2 separate regions of the Homo sapiens genome follow, and region 1 is linked to region 2. Evidence: chromatin loops called from intact Hi-C (ENCODE). Cell type or tissue: heart left ventricle. All regions are shown on one strand. Links, peaks and the distances in the headings refer to the core of each region. The heading gives the core; the rest is flanking DNA. Region 1 has its middle 77 kb from the start of PRTG. Region 2 has its middle 23 kb from the start of PRTG.

The links. A loop is a pair of places that touch in the nucleus more often than their neighbours do. Peaks named below come from ENCODE experiments on the same cell type or tissue, not always from the same donor. Only the 100,000 strongest peaks of a DNase experiment are listed, where the experiment ranks them.
Region 1: a loop joins it to region 2, with 4 times the contacts of the local background. A loop is called at or near these places in 3 of 110 quality-filtered maps.

Annotation. Positions count from the first base shown.
Region 1 is chr15:55,815,510-55,824,198 of GRCh38, forward strand. No RefSeq gene overlaps it. Among named protein-coding and RNA genes, the nearest start is that of PRTG, 77 kb to the left of the region's middle. In heart left ventricle, for the core only: no CTCF peak of the experiment used is centred there; a DNase peak (open chromatin) is centred at 4,785; H3K27ac peaks cover 868 bases.
Region 2 is chr15:55,762,262-55,770,950 of GRCh38, forward strand. No RefSeq gene overlaps it. Among named protein-coding and RNA genes, the nearest start is that of PRTG, 23 kb to the left of the region's middle. In heart left ventricle, for the core only: no CTCF peak of the experiment used is centred there; no DNase peak of the experiment used is centred there.

The DNA.
Region 1 (8,689 bases), core at 216-8,215, 53 kb after region 2:
GATGTGTTTTTCCATGTAAACTTTGATATCAACTCATCTAAAAAAACTTATTAGTAGGCCGGGCGCCGTGGCTCATGCCTGTAATTCCAGCACTTTAGGAGGCCGAGGCGGGTGGATCACCTGAGGTCAGGAGTTCGAGACCAGCCTGACTATTAAGAAGAAACCCCGTCTCTACTAAAAATACAAAATTAGCTGGACATGGTGGCAGAGGCCTGTAATTCCAGCTACTTGGGAGGCTGAGGCAGGAGAATTGCTTGAATCCTGGAGGTGGAGGTTGTGGTGAGCCGAAATCACGCCATTGCACTCCAGCCTGGGCAACAAGCGTGAATCTCCGTCTGGAAAAAAAAAAAAAAAAAAAAAAAAAAAAAAAAAAAAAAGCTTGTTAGTATCACATTAGCTTTTAAATTAAGATAAGGAAAATGACATCTTTATAATGTTGAGTCATCCTATGCAAGAATAGGAGCTATCCTTCCATTTATTCAAGAAAGCTTTTGTGTGTTTCAGAAATGTCAAATTACATTTTAAACTGTACTTGTTTTTTAACTACTTTAGGGACTGTATTGAGTTTTTTGGAATGTGATACCATCAGAATGGATAAAATATATGTCACATTGTCTGCAGAGAAAAGACCAGGATCTTAAATGCTAATCTGACTCACACAGTAAGTAATGTTTTAAAAGCCTGTAGTCTGAATGACCACTGCCTCTGATGAAGTTTTTATCAATCTCAGCTGTAGAAGGATGCTTTGGGCAGTCAGGAAATGCCAGAGATACAGGATTATTTTCTTTTTTGGATCTTCCTCTCTGTGCTCTGCAGGAAGCCAGATCTTTCCCACCTAAACCATAAAACTTCTTAAGATAAACAGTTTCTCTCTTCTTGAAGAGAGGGAAAAGGAGGCTGATATAACCAGTGGTGTCAGTGATCTGAGATAAAAACTGTCAGAATAAAGTAAAGGAGAAAAACTAAGCATGTAAGTGTTTGTAGCCAGGTCAGAAAGCCCTTGTAATAGATCAGGCGTTGGTTATATTGCAGATAATTGACACATACACACCCACCCTTTCTACTCTCATACACAGAGGGGAGAGGATGACAGAAAAAAAACTTATCAAGACACAGAGAACAAAGAACTCAGAGGTATAGAACAAAGGCCCTCATTAAGCCACCCTAGCTGGAGAATCTTTGCCACGGCCTCCTCTGTAAGTCACGTCTGGTGTTCTGAGCCAAAAGCATCTCAATATATTAGATTTCTAATTAGTTGTAATATTTAACTATTTAGGAGATTTTATTTATTGCTGGTATTCAAGTTATTTTGAGAATACCGTTCACTGCGAGTCCTGGTTTAAGAATCTAAGAAGTCTATATGAAAAAATGCAAATCTGGCTAGGTCCTACTGCCCATTAGTCCCTGGATCAGGGATGGACGGTTTGCATTTCGTTTATCAACACCCATTGTGTCTGGAAGAGAGAAAGAAACACTAACTATATGACTGATACTCCAAATAGACAGTTTGCCTCCAGACCTCACCTGCAGGTCAGGCAGAGTGAGATTTAGGTGAGCTCATTAGTCCTAGACACAAGCTATGAAGTTGTAGGGCCAAGATACCACCCAAAGAGGCTGACTGCAACTTCTAGATCGGCTCCTAATTTGCAGTGCACCCAAAGGCAAACCCTTGCTGTGTCTTGTTTTCCCTTTCTGAGCTATCAAATGAGAATGATGAAGTGTGCCCTATCTCCTTTACTGGCATTGAATAAGAGGAGACAATAAATGTGAAAATGCATTAAAGTGAATTAAAAGTGCGATCTAAATGTAAGAGTGATTCAGTGAATTGTGTTCCAGCATTCTTCAATGTCCTAATGAGGAAGAAATGTTCCTAATGAGGAACAATTAGATAGCTTTCCAGCATATTTATCATGGATTTAAAAAGTATCCACTCACTTAGTGGCTGAGTCACTCTTCCAACCTCTGTTGTATGCATGTTAGATCATTTTAAAAGGGCTGGGAGGCCGGGCGTGGTGGCTCACACCTGTAATCCCAGCACTTTGGGGGGCCGAGGCGGGAGGATCATGAGGTCAGGAGATGGAGACCATCCTGGCTAACACAGTGAAACCCTGTCTCTACTAAAAACACAAAAAATTAGCCGGGCATGGTGGCAGGTGCCTGTAGTCCCAGCTACTCAGGAGGCTGAGGCAGGAGAATGGCATGAACCCGGGAAGCGGAGCTCGCAGTGAGCCAAGATTGCGCCACTGCACTCCAGCCTGGGCGAGAGCGAGACTCTGTCCCAAAATAAATAAATAAATAAATAAATAAATAAATAAATAAATAAATAAAACAAAAGGGCTGGGAAACCTCTGTTCTACCAGCTGAAAAGACTTCCAAGCCCCCATAACTTGGCAAACAGGCTTCGGATTGTGGCCGTCCCACATTGCTGGCAGAGTGGGCTGAGGTTGAGTCAAAGGAAAAAAGTTATTGGCACTCTGGAAAAGATTTTGTGGACTCAGAGATGTAGTGTCTGTTATATATAACTAGGGAACCAATATAATTAAGGAAAACCTCACATTTTTGTCTGTCCCTCTTGATGTAAGCATATTTGCCCTCTGAATTCATGCCCATGGGTAGTAAGCATCTTTTGGGTAATTTAATACTTGGAAGTATTTCATGACATAGAGATTTGTGAAATACTTCTCCTACACAAAACCCCAAGTGAAATCTTATGCAGATAAAATAATTCAATGACCTATGCTGTGACAAAGACCATCACTGCCCACACTGGAAACTGTTCCAGCTGTTTCTCTTGGTCTGAATTGGCTTCAGGTAGACAGAGCCTAAGATAAAATGGCAATGCTGAGAATATTGGTCTTTCAGGCTCTTGATCTTCTATTTCAGGGCTCTTTTCCAACCTAGGAGAAGTGTCCCTTTTTCTAACCTCTATCAATCCTGGAACAGCTCTTATCTTTTACTATGAATACATTTGGGGTCAGAAATCTTTTCCTTTGTGTTGTAATTTCAGTCTTCTAAGTATGGAAATGAAAGGCCTTATTTGCTATTAAGTTCAGTCATCAGAAAACAGGTGAGAGCATATTTGGTTTCTCTTGAACCTCACCATTCCTGCTATGGGGGCCAGCCCCGAGAGGGAGCTACGTTTAGTCATTTAAGAGACTTTAGGGTCACTTGTTATTTGGGATAGAAAGGTAGAGAGGAGGGGCTCTCTCTCGCTCCCCTCCAGGGTCTGCTACCTTACCTGGTCGTCCATCCTGGGGCTGCCAGGAGCTTATTCCAGGTAGTGCTTGAGACCACACAGACTCCCTGCCAAGGAACCTGCATCCCATGTCCTTCGTGCTCTTTTAGGCGTCCCTAGCTCATCTCTAATCTCTATTTCTTTTTCTCCAGCACTCTTCCAAGGGCCTCAGAGTCCATTTTCATTGTGCTTCTCCCTCCCCAGGGCCACCTGGCCAGTTGCAGCCTCCCCACTCCCCACCCACGCAAACTTCTTTATGGCGGTCATAGGGCTGTTACCCAGCAGTGACGTTATCCACAGGTGCAGGGGCCAGAGCTCCTACAGCTTTTGGCCTTCTAGCACCTAGACGCCAAAGTGAAGAGCAACAAGAGGACCACTTTATAGTGCAAGGCACAGGCAGGGTCTCAGGTGAGAGCAACTGCAGAGAAATTGGGCCTCGCACCAGGGAGATTGGGAATGGGAGCCAGGTCATCAGCAGCCATCAGGCTATGGTTGTGCACACACATGTGCGGGTGTGGGGAGGAATTCCACCCTGAGTGGAACAGGACACCAGAGAAAACTGTTGGCAATAATTCTAGAACTTGGAATACCTAACAGAGACAAAAGAAAAACCTAAAAGCCTCCTTTTGGCTAGGAAAACACTACCAATTACACTGTTTATAGTCTTCCCCCACTCACCACTTATTCTATTAAGTATAAAATATATTAGAATTTGCTTATCAGAAGTGATGTTTGATAATTCAATCAGCTTTCTTAGTGTGCTGCACGTGTAACAGGGTCTCCTCACGGGCTACTGATTATTTGCTGATAACCTCCATATCTCTACCCACCTTTAGATCCACAGCCGCCTGCCGGCAGCCTCCCTTCTGATGTCTCCATGATCCTATTTCCGTTTCAGTGGCGGCACCAGCTTTCATCCAGCTGGCCCAGTTAGAGACTTAGGTGTGGGCCTACACTCCTGTCTGTGCCCTTCCTGCCCTTCCCTCTCCAAAAACAAGGGCAGTTCAGCCTCCCTACATCTCTGCATCCCAGCTTCTCCAGGCTGACTTCAGACCGCCACCATCTCTCCCCTGTGTCACTGGAATGCTCGCCAAACTAAGGCCGGCTCCCGGTCTTACTGCCCCTGGAGAGAAAGAATGAGCTTTCTGAAGTGCACATCCCATCATCCCACCCTTTGGCATGTAACTTTTGAATAGTTCCCCTATTGTTGACAGGATACAGATCAGATTACTTTCACTGTCAAATCCCTACTATTTCTCTCAATACAATCTGCTGTTTCACCCATTGAGAGTAACTCATAATGGCCTCTGATGATCCCTTGTTTAATTTCACTCTTTCTTTTTCATGGGCCACACGCACTGCTGAAAATTAGAGGGCTGGTTCCAGTTCAAAGCCTTCAGCTGGGCTGAGCTCCATCTGCAGTCTATTAGCCCTTCTGATCGCATTTTGTTATTCTCCTTGCACCAGAAAAAACAAACAGATGCCTCTCCCACAGTCTATGCCTTCCCCTCAGTGTCAGAGGTTGGCTCCCAGGTGACCCCCTGTGACCTCCTCAGCAGTGGCCTTACCCTCCTAGTTGTCCTGTCTCAACACTGCTCGTGATTTCTAGCTGTTTTTCTCTTTTTTTTTTTTTCCTTTTTTAAATTTTTGAGACAAGGTCCCACTACGTTTCCCAGACTGACCTCGAACCTCTGGGCTCAAGCGATCCTCACAGCTTAGCCTCCCAAGTAGCTGAGACTACTTGGCGTGCTCCACCATGCCCAGCTACCGGATGTTTCTTTCTGATAAACCACCCAGGTGCCAATGTGCCTCCTCTGTTCTGGTGATGATCTTTCAAGGTGCTAGATCCAGCACTTCATACTGGAAGCTGCTTCCCAGCTCTTCCCACATGTTTGCTCCTGCCCACAGCTTCCATGACCTTCAGTAGGGAACACCTTCAGTATTGTGGGGACCACCTCAGTACTGGGTGGGCGACTTTCAGCAAAATTCCTGCCTCTATAGGAGCTACAGTGGCACACTCAGGTATGACTTGGGGGCTTAGCCCACCTCTACATAATCCGCATCAGCCTCTCACCCGAGCCCCCCCTAGTAAACATATAACCTAAGTGAAACTCATGTGCTTACAGTGGAAACACAGCTCCTCCTCAAACCAGACCACCATCCTTAAGCTCCTGAGTGGAAATTATATTTTTTTATTTTTGGTGTAGGCATTTTAATCTGGCGGTGCACATGTATTTTCTAAACATTCTACAATTTGTACATGTTCTATTTAAAATAAAACAGAATAAGTGATTTTAAAATTTAAAGAGGTGAAAGAAACTGTAAGAAAACAGATGCTTTAAATGAGGTGGTTTCAGCTGGGTGCGGTGGCTCACGGCTATAATCCCAACACTTTGGGAGATTGAGTTGGGTGGATAACTTGAGGTCAGGAGTTTGAGACCTGCTTGGCAAACGTGGTGAAACCCTGTCTCTACTAAAAATACAAAAATTAGCGGGCGTGGTGGCGGGTACCTGTAATCCCAGCTACTCGGGAGGCTGAGACACAAGAATCACTTGAACCTGGTGGGGCGGGGGGCAGAGGTTGCAGTGAGCTAAGATCGCGCCACTGCACTCCAGCCTGGACGACAGAGTGAGACTCCATCTCAAAAAAAAAAAAAAAAAAAGGTGGTTTCAAAAGAAGGCATAGATTTTTTCAAAAAAGTTAACAATTAAATACATGCCAGAGTACTGCACAAACTTTTGGAGAACAGAAGACATGCAAAAGTACTTCCAGTCTTCAACATAAAATAAGTCCGAGCATTGCTTTGTATGTTTGTTGGCTATTTGTATATTTTCTTGTTTTTTTGCTTCAGCTTTTAAGTTCCATGGTACATGTGCAGGAAGTGCAGGTTTGTTACATAGGTAAACGTGTGCCATGGTGGTTTGTTACACAGATCAACCCATCATCTAGGTATTAAGCCCAGCATCCATTAGCTGTTCTTGATGCTCTCCCTACCCCCCGCCCCCACTGACAGGACCCATATGTGTTTTCCCCTCCATGTGTCTGTGGGTTCTCATCATTTAGCTTCCACTTATAGGTGAGAACATGTGGTGTTTGGTTTTCTGTTCCTCATTAGTTTGCTGAGGATAATGGCTTCCAGCTCCATCCATTGCAAAGGACATGATCTAGTTCCTTTTTATGGCTGCATAGTATTCCATGGTGTATACATACCACATTTTTCTTATCCAGTCTATCACTGATGGGCATTTGGGTTGATTCCATGTCTTTGTTATTGTGAATAGTGTTGCAATGAACATACGCTGGAATGTATCTTTATAACAGAATGATTTATATTCCTTTTGGTATATATCCAATAATGGGATTGCTGGGTCAAATGGTATTTCTGCTTCTAGGTCTCTGAGGAATCACCACACTGTCTTCCACAATGGATGAAATAATTTCTAAGTGTAAATTTTAAATTTCAAAACGTGACTGTCTAGATTAGAATGTTGTTTGAATTTCAACATTTGGCTTTCCTGGAAGAACTTCTTCCTAGTCTCTGGGGTTCCCTGGAGGAAGAAAAATAATTTAGCAACATCGCTAGGTGAGCCACTTGTAGCTGCCTCTCAATTCCTTTATGTTGTGTGGAAGTTTGTCGTTAGGCCCATGGATTCCAGCACTGTCCAGTATGGCAGCACCAGCCATGTGTGGCTATTTGAAATGTGGCCAGTCTGAATTAAGATGTGCTGTAAGCATAAGGTACATACTGGGTTTCAAAGACTTAGTACCAAAAATGGAAAATATCTCATTAATAATTTTATGTTTATCACATGTTGAAATGATTTTTTTTTAGACGGAGTTTTGCTCTTGTTGCCCAGGCTGGAGTGCAATGGGGCAATCTCGGCTCACTGCAACCTCGGCCTCCTGGGTTCAAGTGATTCTCCTGCCTCAGCCTCCTGAGTAGCTGGGATTACAGGTGCCCGCCACCACACTTGGCTAATTTTTTATATTTTTAGTAGAGATGGGATTTCATCATTTGGCCAGGCTGGTCTTGAACTCCTAACCTCAGGTGATCCACCCGCCTTAGCCTCCCACACTGTTGGGATTACAGGTGTGAGCCACTGTGCCTGTTCTGAAATGATGTTTTGGATATACTGAGTTAAATAAAATAGATTACTACAATTAATTTTCTTTTTATATTTTAAAACATGGCTACTAGAAAATTTAAAACTACACATGTTGCCTGCTTTATATGACTATTAAATAGTGCTGGACTAATCCTAAGATATTGTAGGCTCAACTGTGTCTTAATGTGCCTTCCAAAGGCTTGCAGTACGTGCTGAGTGTAACTCCCTTCCCCTACCTTGTCAATGCCTATATTAGTAATTAGAGGTCTTGACAATAAATCCCAAATTCCATTTCACAATGTCCCCAGATGGAGATAGGGCAAGTACATAAATTGAGCCCCTGGGGGAACCACAGATATTCCAGAGTCCTAGTAGTGGCTGAGTTAATAGAGCTTTCTTTTTTCTCTTCGTACACTTCTTTTGAAGGGGCAGACAGGGATAAAACATTGCACAATTCCTCATAAAACCACACACCATCACCATCTATTCACAAGCATGACCCCATTCCAACAAACAGCAATACTAAAAAAGCGAACCTATTTGGCTGCCATCCATCAATCACTGAGAACTTAGTTATCCCTTCGGAGGGCTAAACATAGAATATTTCACTGTCATCAAGTCTGGAAGAATATTTATGCTACACTTGGACTTATGCCCAGTGACTGGGTATTAACAAAGTCATTAATCTGGATAGTGTTTTCAAGTCCAACATCAGTGAAAATCCTGTTTGTTTAAACTGAGATTATCTTAGTTCACTGTGCTCATTACCTCCTATTAGTTTGAGAAAATATGCTTGAATTTCTCATTTATAAAATATTCTTGTTACAGAAAAACAACTTTTAAGAAGGCATGATGTTTGCCTTTATAATAATTGATTATTTTTCAGAAGAGAACTTAAGTCAGGACCTAAATAATGAATAGAGTATAACTCATGAGCCTATAGTTATGGCTTTAATCTTTGGTTAATTTCACCAGGAGAAAAAACTTTGTTCCAGGGTCATGTGATTGCACAGGAACTTTCATTTACTTGGGCGTTTGGAGGCCCTCCCTTGCACATCTCTCCAGAGATTTAAAGCAGTTCTAAACACATCTGCAGAGAATGTTCAGCAGCTCTGGGCTGTGAACTGCTTTCTTCCCATCATGGCTGTAGTCTGATTTGGACCCACCTTATAATCCTGACCATGATTTCACTGGAAAGACACCAACCTTCCCAATAAAAGGAGCAATTATGGCTTTTCATTTCTGCTTGTATAAGAAGCAAGATTGTAAGGATGAGTTGAATATAATTTCAGGCCAATGCAACCTTCTGGTATTGAGAAAAATATGAATTGATGGCTCATCTGAGAG
Region 2 (8,689 bases), core at 390-8,389:
ATCACTTGAACCTGGGAGGCGTACATTGCAGTGAGCCAAGATCATGCCACTGTACTTCAGCCTGGGTGACAGAGGGAGACCCTGTCTCAAAAAATAATAATAATAATAATTTAAAAAAGAATAATGCTCAGAAGAGTTAAAAAGAATAGTTAAAATGAAAAAGTTAACGTTAAAAAAATTTAAAGAATACTTAAAATGATTTTAGCTATTCATTTGATTAGGAACTAATTATATACAGTACTTGAAGGACTGTTCCCAAATTTCCTTCTTTTTTTTTTTTTTTTGAGACGGACTCTCACTCTGTTGCCCAGGCTGGAGTGCAGTGGCATGATCTCGGTAGACTACAACCTCCGCCTCCTGGGTTCAAGCAATTCTCCTGCCTCAACCTCCCGAGTAGCCCCCCACCATGCTTGGCTCATTTTTTGTATTTTTAGTAGAGACATGAGCCACCTTGCCCGGCCCCAGATTTCCATTTTGAAAGTCACTGTAGCCATTAAAAGCTAATGTCAGGGCTAGGCGTGGTGGCTCACACCTATAATCTCAGCACTGTTGGACGCCAAGGCTGGTGGATCACTTGAGGCCAGGAGTTCGAAACCAGCCTGGCCAACATGGTGAAACCCTTCCTCTACTAAAAAATACAAAAATTAGCCAGTTGTGGTGGCACACGCCTGCAATCCCAGCTACTTGGGTGGCTGAGGCACAAGAATCGCTTGAACCCAGGAGGTAGAGGTTGCAGTGAGCCAAGATTGCACCACTGCACTCCAGCCTGGGCGACAGAGCAAAACTGTGTCTCAGAAAAAAAAAAAGCTCTCTGGGCATGGTGGCTCACACCTGTAATCCCAGCACTTTGGGAGGCTGAGGCGGGAGGATCAAGAGGTCAAGAGATTGAGGCTATCCTGGCCAACATGGTGAAACCCCATCTCTACTAAAAATACAAAAATTAGCTGGGTGTGGTGGTGCACGCCTGTAGTCCCAGCTACTCGGGAGACTGAGGCAGAAGAATCAGATGAACCCGGGAGGCAGAAGTTGCAGTGAGCCAAGAGTGTGCCACTGCACTCCAGCCTGGGTGACAGAGAGCAAGGCTGTCTAAAAAAAAAAAAAAAAGGCTAATCTCAGGTGTGACCACTTGGGTTCAAATCCTATTTTATGTCATTTACTTAGTTTTATGATCTTAGGCAAGTTGCTTAATCACCTGAATTTCTGTTTCCCCACCTATAATATGTGGATAGTGGCCAGGCACAGTGGTTCACGCCTGTAATCCCAGCACTTTGGGAGGCCGAGATGGGCAGATTACGAGGTCAAAAGATGGAGACCATCCTGGCCAACGTTGTAAAACCCTGTCTGTAATAAAAATACAAAAATTAGCTGGGCATCGTGGTGTGCACCTGTAGTCCCAGCTACTCGGGATGCTGAGGCAGGAGAATCACTTGAACCTGGGAGGTGGAGGTTGCAGTGAGCCGAGATCGTGCCACTGCCTTCCAGTGTGACGACAGAGCGAGACTACTTCTCAAAAAAAAAAAAAAAAATGTGGATAGTAATAGTACCTATATAATAGAGTTGTCATAAAGATGAAATTAAATAATAGATATAAACAGCTTGGCAGAATGCCTGGCACATAATAAATACTCAACAAACGTGAACAATATTACATCTGCATAGATAATGCACAGTTGAGTTCCACATTCAATTAAGCATTTAATACTCTGTAAATGCTCAGATTTTGTTTTCAGTTAATATAATGAGGATTCTTGGCTTATAAAAGGTCAGAAAAATATCCGACGCATCCTTTCCTATATGTGAACTATCAGAATCAATGCACAGGTATCCAATTCCATGTCTGTTAATGACCAAGAAACTTCAAATCAACCTGTGCTATCAAACAGGATTACAAACCTACTTACAGAGTGTACTTATACACATCTTTTCCAGATAGCTATGTTACGTATAATGATCACCTTAGATTATAAGAATTTACTAGTTTAAAATAATTTTTTAGATATTTGAAGCAACTATGACCAGATATAAAGGTGCTTAGTATAGGAAGGTGCTGAGAAATTTATGAAATGAATTTATCAAGTTTTGTTTCTGCATGCTGTTTTGTTAGGCCCATGTATTACTTACCATAAATAATGATAGCTGCTGAAATTCTGTGGTTTAACACAATAAAAGTATATTTCATGCTTGTGCTGTATCCAGTGTAAATATGTGTGATTGGTAGATGAAGAGCCACATGGTCATTCAGGGACCCAGAGAGTAGAGGACCATGAAGGAAGTTTTTATAGGCCAGTTCTGGAAGTGCAGTGCATTATTTCAACCCATCTTCTATTGGCCAGAACACAACCACATGACCAACTCTTACAGCCTGGAAGCTGGGAAATGTAGTTAGATAAGTTCCAGGAATAAAAGAAATGGGCCAGGCATGGTAGCTCGCGCCTGTAATCCGAGCACTTTGGAAGGCCAAGGTGAGCGCATCACTTGAGGCGAGGAGTTCGAGACCAGCCTAGCCAATGTGGCAGAACCCTATCTCTACTAAAAATGCAAAATTAGCCGGGTGTGTTGGCACATGCATATAATCCCAGCTACTCAGGAGACTGAGGCAGGAGAATTGCTTGAACCCGGGAGTCAGAGGTTGCAGTGAGCCGAGATCGCACCATTGCATTCCAGCATGTGTAACAAGAGCGAAACTATGTCTCAAAAAAAAAAAGAAAAAGAAAAATTAGCCAGGTGTGGTGGCCCATGCCTGTAATCACAGCTACTAGGGAAGCTGAGGCAAGAGAATCGCTTGAACCCAGGAGGTGGAGGTTGCAGTGAATTGAGATTGTGCCACTGCACTGCAGCCTGGATGACAGAGTGAGACTGTCTAAAAAAAAAAGGAAGAAAGAAAAGAAAAGAAGTGGGTTTTAGTGAACATATGGTCTCCGCCATACCCCAGTACAGAAAGAAGGCCAACAAATATTCTTAGAAGCTGTCAGAGAGCTGACAGGTCTTCAAGGTCCAGTTAGAGAAAAAGTTTTGGTATCCATGGCAAAGTGACACAGGAATAATGGTTTTTGGAAGCAGTATGCTCACCAGCTGAGTGACATTGCTAAGTTCCTTGATCTTTCTGAAGCTGAGTTGTCTTGCTCAGTAAAATAGGAATAGTATATAATAACATCTCTCTCTTAGGGGTGTAAGTATTATAATGTATATAAAGTCCCTAGAACATAATAAACACTTAACAAATGTTAATACACTGGACAAAGGGATGATTTATGTCCTGGTGGGGACAGAGTGGGATGGCACAAGATTTCTTTTTTTGTGTGTGATGGAGTCTTGCTCTTTCGCCCAGGCTGCAGTGCAGTGGAGCAATCTCGGCTCACTGCAACATCCGCCTCCCGGTTTCAAGTGATTCTTACCATGTTGGCCAGGCTGGTCTTGACCTCCTGACCTCAGGTGATCCCCCTGCCTCTGCCTCCCAAAGTGCTGGGATTATAGGCGTGAGCCACTGTGCCCAGCTGGCACAAGATTTCATCATGCTATTCAGAATGGTACACAATTTAAAACTAATAAATTATTTCTGGAATTTTTTATTTTTCTTTTTTGAGACAGTCTCACTCTGTCGCCCAGGATGGAGTGTAGTGGCAGGATCTCGCTGACTGCAATCTCTGCCTCCCAGGTTCGAGTGATTCTTCTGTCTCAGCCTCCCGAGTAGCTGGGCTTACATGTGCCACCACCTCACCCAGCTAATTTTCATATTTTTGGTAGTGACGGGGTTTCACCTTGTTGGCCAGGCTGGTCTCCAACTCCTGACCTCAAGTGATCCACCTGCCTCGGCCTCCCAAAGTGCTGGGATTACAGGCTTCTGCCACCGCACCCGGCCAGTTTCCAGCTTCTAGAAGCTGCCCACATTCTTGTGTCACGTCCCTTTTTCCATCTTCAAGGCCAGCAGTGGCTGCTCAGGTTTTCATATCGCTTTACTCTGACCGCCTCTTCTGCTTCCTTCTGTCGCATTTAAAAGGACACTTGTGATTACACTGGGCCCACCTGGATGATCCAGGATAATCTCCCTATTTTAAGGTCTGCTGATTAGCAACCTTCATTCCACCTATTAGCTTGATTCCCCTTGCCATGCAATGTAACACCAGTTCTGGGGATTACAACATGGATATCTTGGGGAGGGGGTGCCATTCTGCCTGTCACAGTAGGTTAGAATTTCAGGAGCATCTTAACTCAGGGTTTCTCATGAGGGGGCAGTCAAGATGTCAGCTGCGTCTTCAGCCATTTGGAGGCCTGACTGGGCCTGGAGGGTGCCTTTCCTAGGGGACTTATCAAGTTGTGCTGGTTGTTGATGGAATGCATCAGTTTCTCCCCATATGAGGCTCTCTTCTGCTGCTTGCGTGTCCTCAAGGCATGGCTATTGGCTTCCCCCAGCACAAGTGATCCAAGAGAGCAAAGCAGCAGCAGCAATTTGGTCTTTTCTAATCTAGCCTCAAAAGTCACACACATTTCCACTACACTCTGTAGGTCAAAGACTAAATCATACAATGCGGGAGGGGACCATCCAAAGTGTGAATACCAGAAGTTGAGACTAATGGGAGCATATTGGAGGCAGGCTACCGCACGACCACACTCTTCCTGTGAAATCTGTTCTAACCACTTCCCTACCCCCACCACACTCCTGCATGCATTCTCTCTGCCCTCTTCTAACTTACACTACCCTTTATTTCACTCACGTGTCTACAGGTCAGTTTCCCTTTTCCTCATTTTGAGCACATTGAGGCTAGAGATGATGCTTTATTTACTTCTGAATTCCTAACATTCAGCATAGTGTGATTGAACTGAATTGAATTAAGGAAAGAAGTCAGATGACCAGAACTTGGAAACAAACCCCAGTCTTTTACGGGAGCCTTGCTGAATGTAGATGGTCGATTACTTGAATTTGAAGACTAGCCAGAGAGAGGCTTCATCTGGTAAATCCCTTGAGAAATAAGGTATCCTTACAGTAGGCAGTTCTGCCTATGGAGCAGCCATTTTGCTTACACTGTTGCCCTAATAAGCTTGCTTTCTTAAAAAAAAGGTATCTTTATAGTAAATATAAGGAACTTGAGAGCTGAGGACTCTGTATAATAATACTTCTTTTTATTACTTTCCTGCATTGAATAAAATTGAAACTTGATAACCATGCTGAATATCTGCAGTCTTTTTTTGTTTTTTTTTTGAGACAGAGTTTCACTCTGTCACCCAGGCTGGAGTGCAGTGGCATGATCTCGGCTCACTGCAACCTCCACCTCCCTGGTTCAAGCAATTCCCCTGCCTCAGCCTCCCGAGTAGCTGGGATTACAGGTGCACGCCACCACACCCATCTAATTTTTGTATTTGTAGTAGAGATGGGGTTTCACCATGTTGGCCAGGCTGGTTTTGAATTCCTGACCTCAGGCAATCTGCCCACCTCAGCTTCCCAAAGCGCTAGGATTACAGGTGTGAGCCACCGCACCCAGCCTTTTTTTTTTTTTTTTTCTGAGACGGAGTTTCTGTCTCGTTGCCCAGGCTAGAGTGCAATGGTGCGATCTCGGATCTCAGCTCACTGCAACCCCCACCTCTTGGGCCAAGCAATGCACCTGCCTTGGCCTCCCAAAGTGCTGGGATTACAGGCGTGAGACACCACGCCCAGGCCTTTTTGTCTATTTTTATGTGGAGGCTACTCACCATAAACAAGTCTGTTATTTTTATTTTTTATTTTTTTTGAGACAGAGTCTCACTCTGTCACCCAGGCTGGAGTGCAGTGGCACTATCTCCACTCACTGCAAACTCCACCTCCTGGATTCAAACAATTCTCCTGCCTCAGCTTCCTGAGTAGCTGGGATTATAGACATCCGCCACCACGCCTGGATAATTTGTGTAGTTTTTGTAGAAATGGGGTTTCACTATGTTGTCCAGGCTGGTCTGGAACTCCTGGCCTCAAGCAATCCACCCACCTCAGCCTCCTAAAGTGCTGAGATTACAGGCATGAACGCCCATGCCCGGTAAAGTCATTCTTGATCTTTCAAGATTTAACTGTGTGATGACAACTAATAAGTGAGGATGACTTTTCTGCCTTATTTAGGCCCCTACTCTTTCTAAGCATCTTTCCATACACCAGAGAGACTGTTGACAATTCCTCCAAAGACAGGACTTACTTGGACCCCTAAATTTAAAGTTTCTAGCTATTCTGTGTTCTCTTCTTGGATGGCAGCATGAAAGATTCCAGGGCCATATGCTGTGTTTGCTCTGGGTGTCTCCATATGAAATGTATGCAGTTTCCCAAACAGAGTATTAACCTAGACTTCCTAGAGATGTCTGTGTTAGTGAAAAGTATTGTAACATCTTGTGTTAGTGATAATGGTTTCAAATTAGACAGCTTGAATTTCTTAATAGAAACCAAAGAGACTTTTGGATAATATGTGAATCGAAAGGAAAGAATCTGCTAGTTTCTAGCCAAAAGGTGACCCTTTTAAAGACATATTTGTTAGTTGTGAGTGACAGAGGTTACAGAGTCAGCCAGGACCATTTCTAAAGTGTTAAACTGACCTTAGGTAACAAGGTCATGAGGTCGGTAGGGGTCAGGATTGGTCGAGGAGAACTCTTTGCCTTTTGTCGAGAGCTTTAAAAGGTTTCAACTTCCCGTCCCTCCCTCTCTTCTTTCTGGTCTCACCCTGCCTGGCTGTTTTCTAAAAGCCACCATGATTTGAAAACTGACTCATGGGCTGACCTTCCCAGCCTGAGGGCACATGGACAACCAGATGCTGTAGTTCAAACATATTCCTGTTTGGCAGGGTGGCAGGAGCCAGGAAGCCTGGAGATGGGGACTCTCCTCATCCCCCTTGCAATCTGTAAGAATTGTCTAATGAAGGCCGGGCGCGGTGGCTCACGCCTGAAATCTCAGCACTTTGGGGAGGCTGAGGCGGGCAGATCACTTGAGGTCAGGAGTTCAAGACCAGCCTGGCCAGCATGGTGAAACCCTGTCTCTACTAAAAATACAAAAATTAGCCAGGCATGGTGGCAGGCGACTGTAGTCCCAGCTACTTGTGAGGCTGAGGCAAGAGAATCGCTTGAACCCAGGAAGCAGAGGTTGCAGTGAGTCAAGATTGTGCCAACGCATTCCTGCCTTGGCAAGACAGCGAGACTCAGTCTCAAAAAAAAAAAAAAAAAGAGAGAGACACTAGAGAGAGAATTGTTTTATGAAGATATGACCTTCTGTTCTTACTTTGTTTTATTTTGTCTCTCTATGTTGCCAGGCTAAACTGCCATGGCTATTCATAAGCACAATCATCACACATTGTAGCCTTAGTCTAACTCCTGGGCTCAAGCAATCCTCCTGCCTCAGCCTCCTGAGTAGCTGGGACTACAGGATCTCACCACCATACCTGGCTTGGTCATCAGTTGTTTATATTATTTCCCTTTGGCTTCTCTGTGTTTATAAATGTTTGAATTGCTGTCTTTGATGAAGTTGAGCAAATCATTAAACCTTTTGGGGATTAATTTTTTTCTCATCAACAAAATGAGAAAAACTGCATAAGCTATTTTTCTTCATGTTCGTTTGAGTAGCTAAAATGTCTATACTTTTTTTGTTCTTGATTAGTAAAAATTAGAGAAGCCTCATGCTCTTTTCTATAATATCTAAATCACTCGGCTGGGCACGGTGGCTCATGCCTATAATCTCAGCACTTCGGGAGGCCAAGGCAGGCAGATCACCTGAGGTCAGGAGTTCAAGACCAGCCTGGCCAACATGATGAAACCCTGTCTCTACTAAAAATACAAAAAAATTAGCCAGGCATGGTGAACCCAGGAGGCGGAGCTTGCAGTGAGCTGAGATTGCGCCACTACACTCCAGCCTGGGCGACAGAGCGAGACTCTGTCTCCAAAAAAAAAATATATATATATATATTAGGCAGCCATGGTGGCAGGCACCTGTAATCCCAGCTACTTGGGAAGCGGAGGCAGGAGAATCTCTTGAGCCCAGAAGGCGGGGGTTGCAGTGAGCCAAGACGGCACCATTGCACTCCAGCATGGGCAACAAGAAACTCCGTCTCAAAAAAAAAAAAACAAAAAAACTATATCTCTCTAGGAATGAAGACACTGTAGTACTCTTGTTCCTGTGGACAATTCGCTATGTATAATTACTGGCTTTACAGAAGGTGGAGTAAGACATTTGGAACCCTGCCCAGGTGCTAACCCTTTGCTTTTAGCCCCAAATGACTTATGAAACTTAATAAACTCTTCTAAGCCCTTGCACATGACATATGCTCAGCATATGATTGTGTTTGGTTTCTCTGGCATGTAACTTGTATATTACTTATGTAAGCTTTACCACTTTACGATAGTGCTTTGAACAATGATTTCTTATTAAAAAGACTTTGGCTTTCCCCCTCCTGAACATGTAAAGCACATTTGAACTGACATCTTTCAAATAGAGAAACTGTGATTTGCTCACATATAGCTTAACTGACTCGGGGATATTTCCTCCTCATTAACCTGTCCCCATCAATTTGAGGAGGAAATCAGTAAGACCTCACCATGAATCCTCTTTACCTCTGTATTTCCTTTTTTCCTCTCTTTGAAAAATCTGCTGAAATCTGGGTCGGACTTTTGAATATTTTCCAGGCTTCATCCATAGTGATCTCAGCTCCCTAAGACCATAGTTGTCCACAGCTTCAGGGCTCCCCATAGGAGG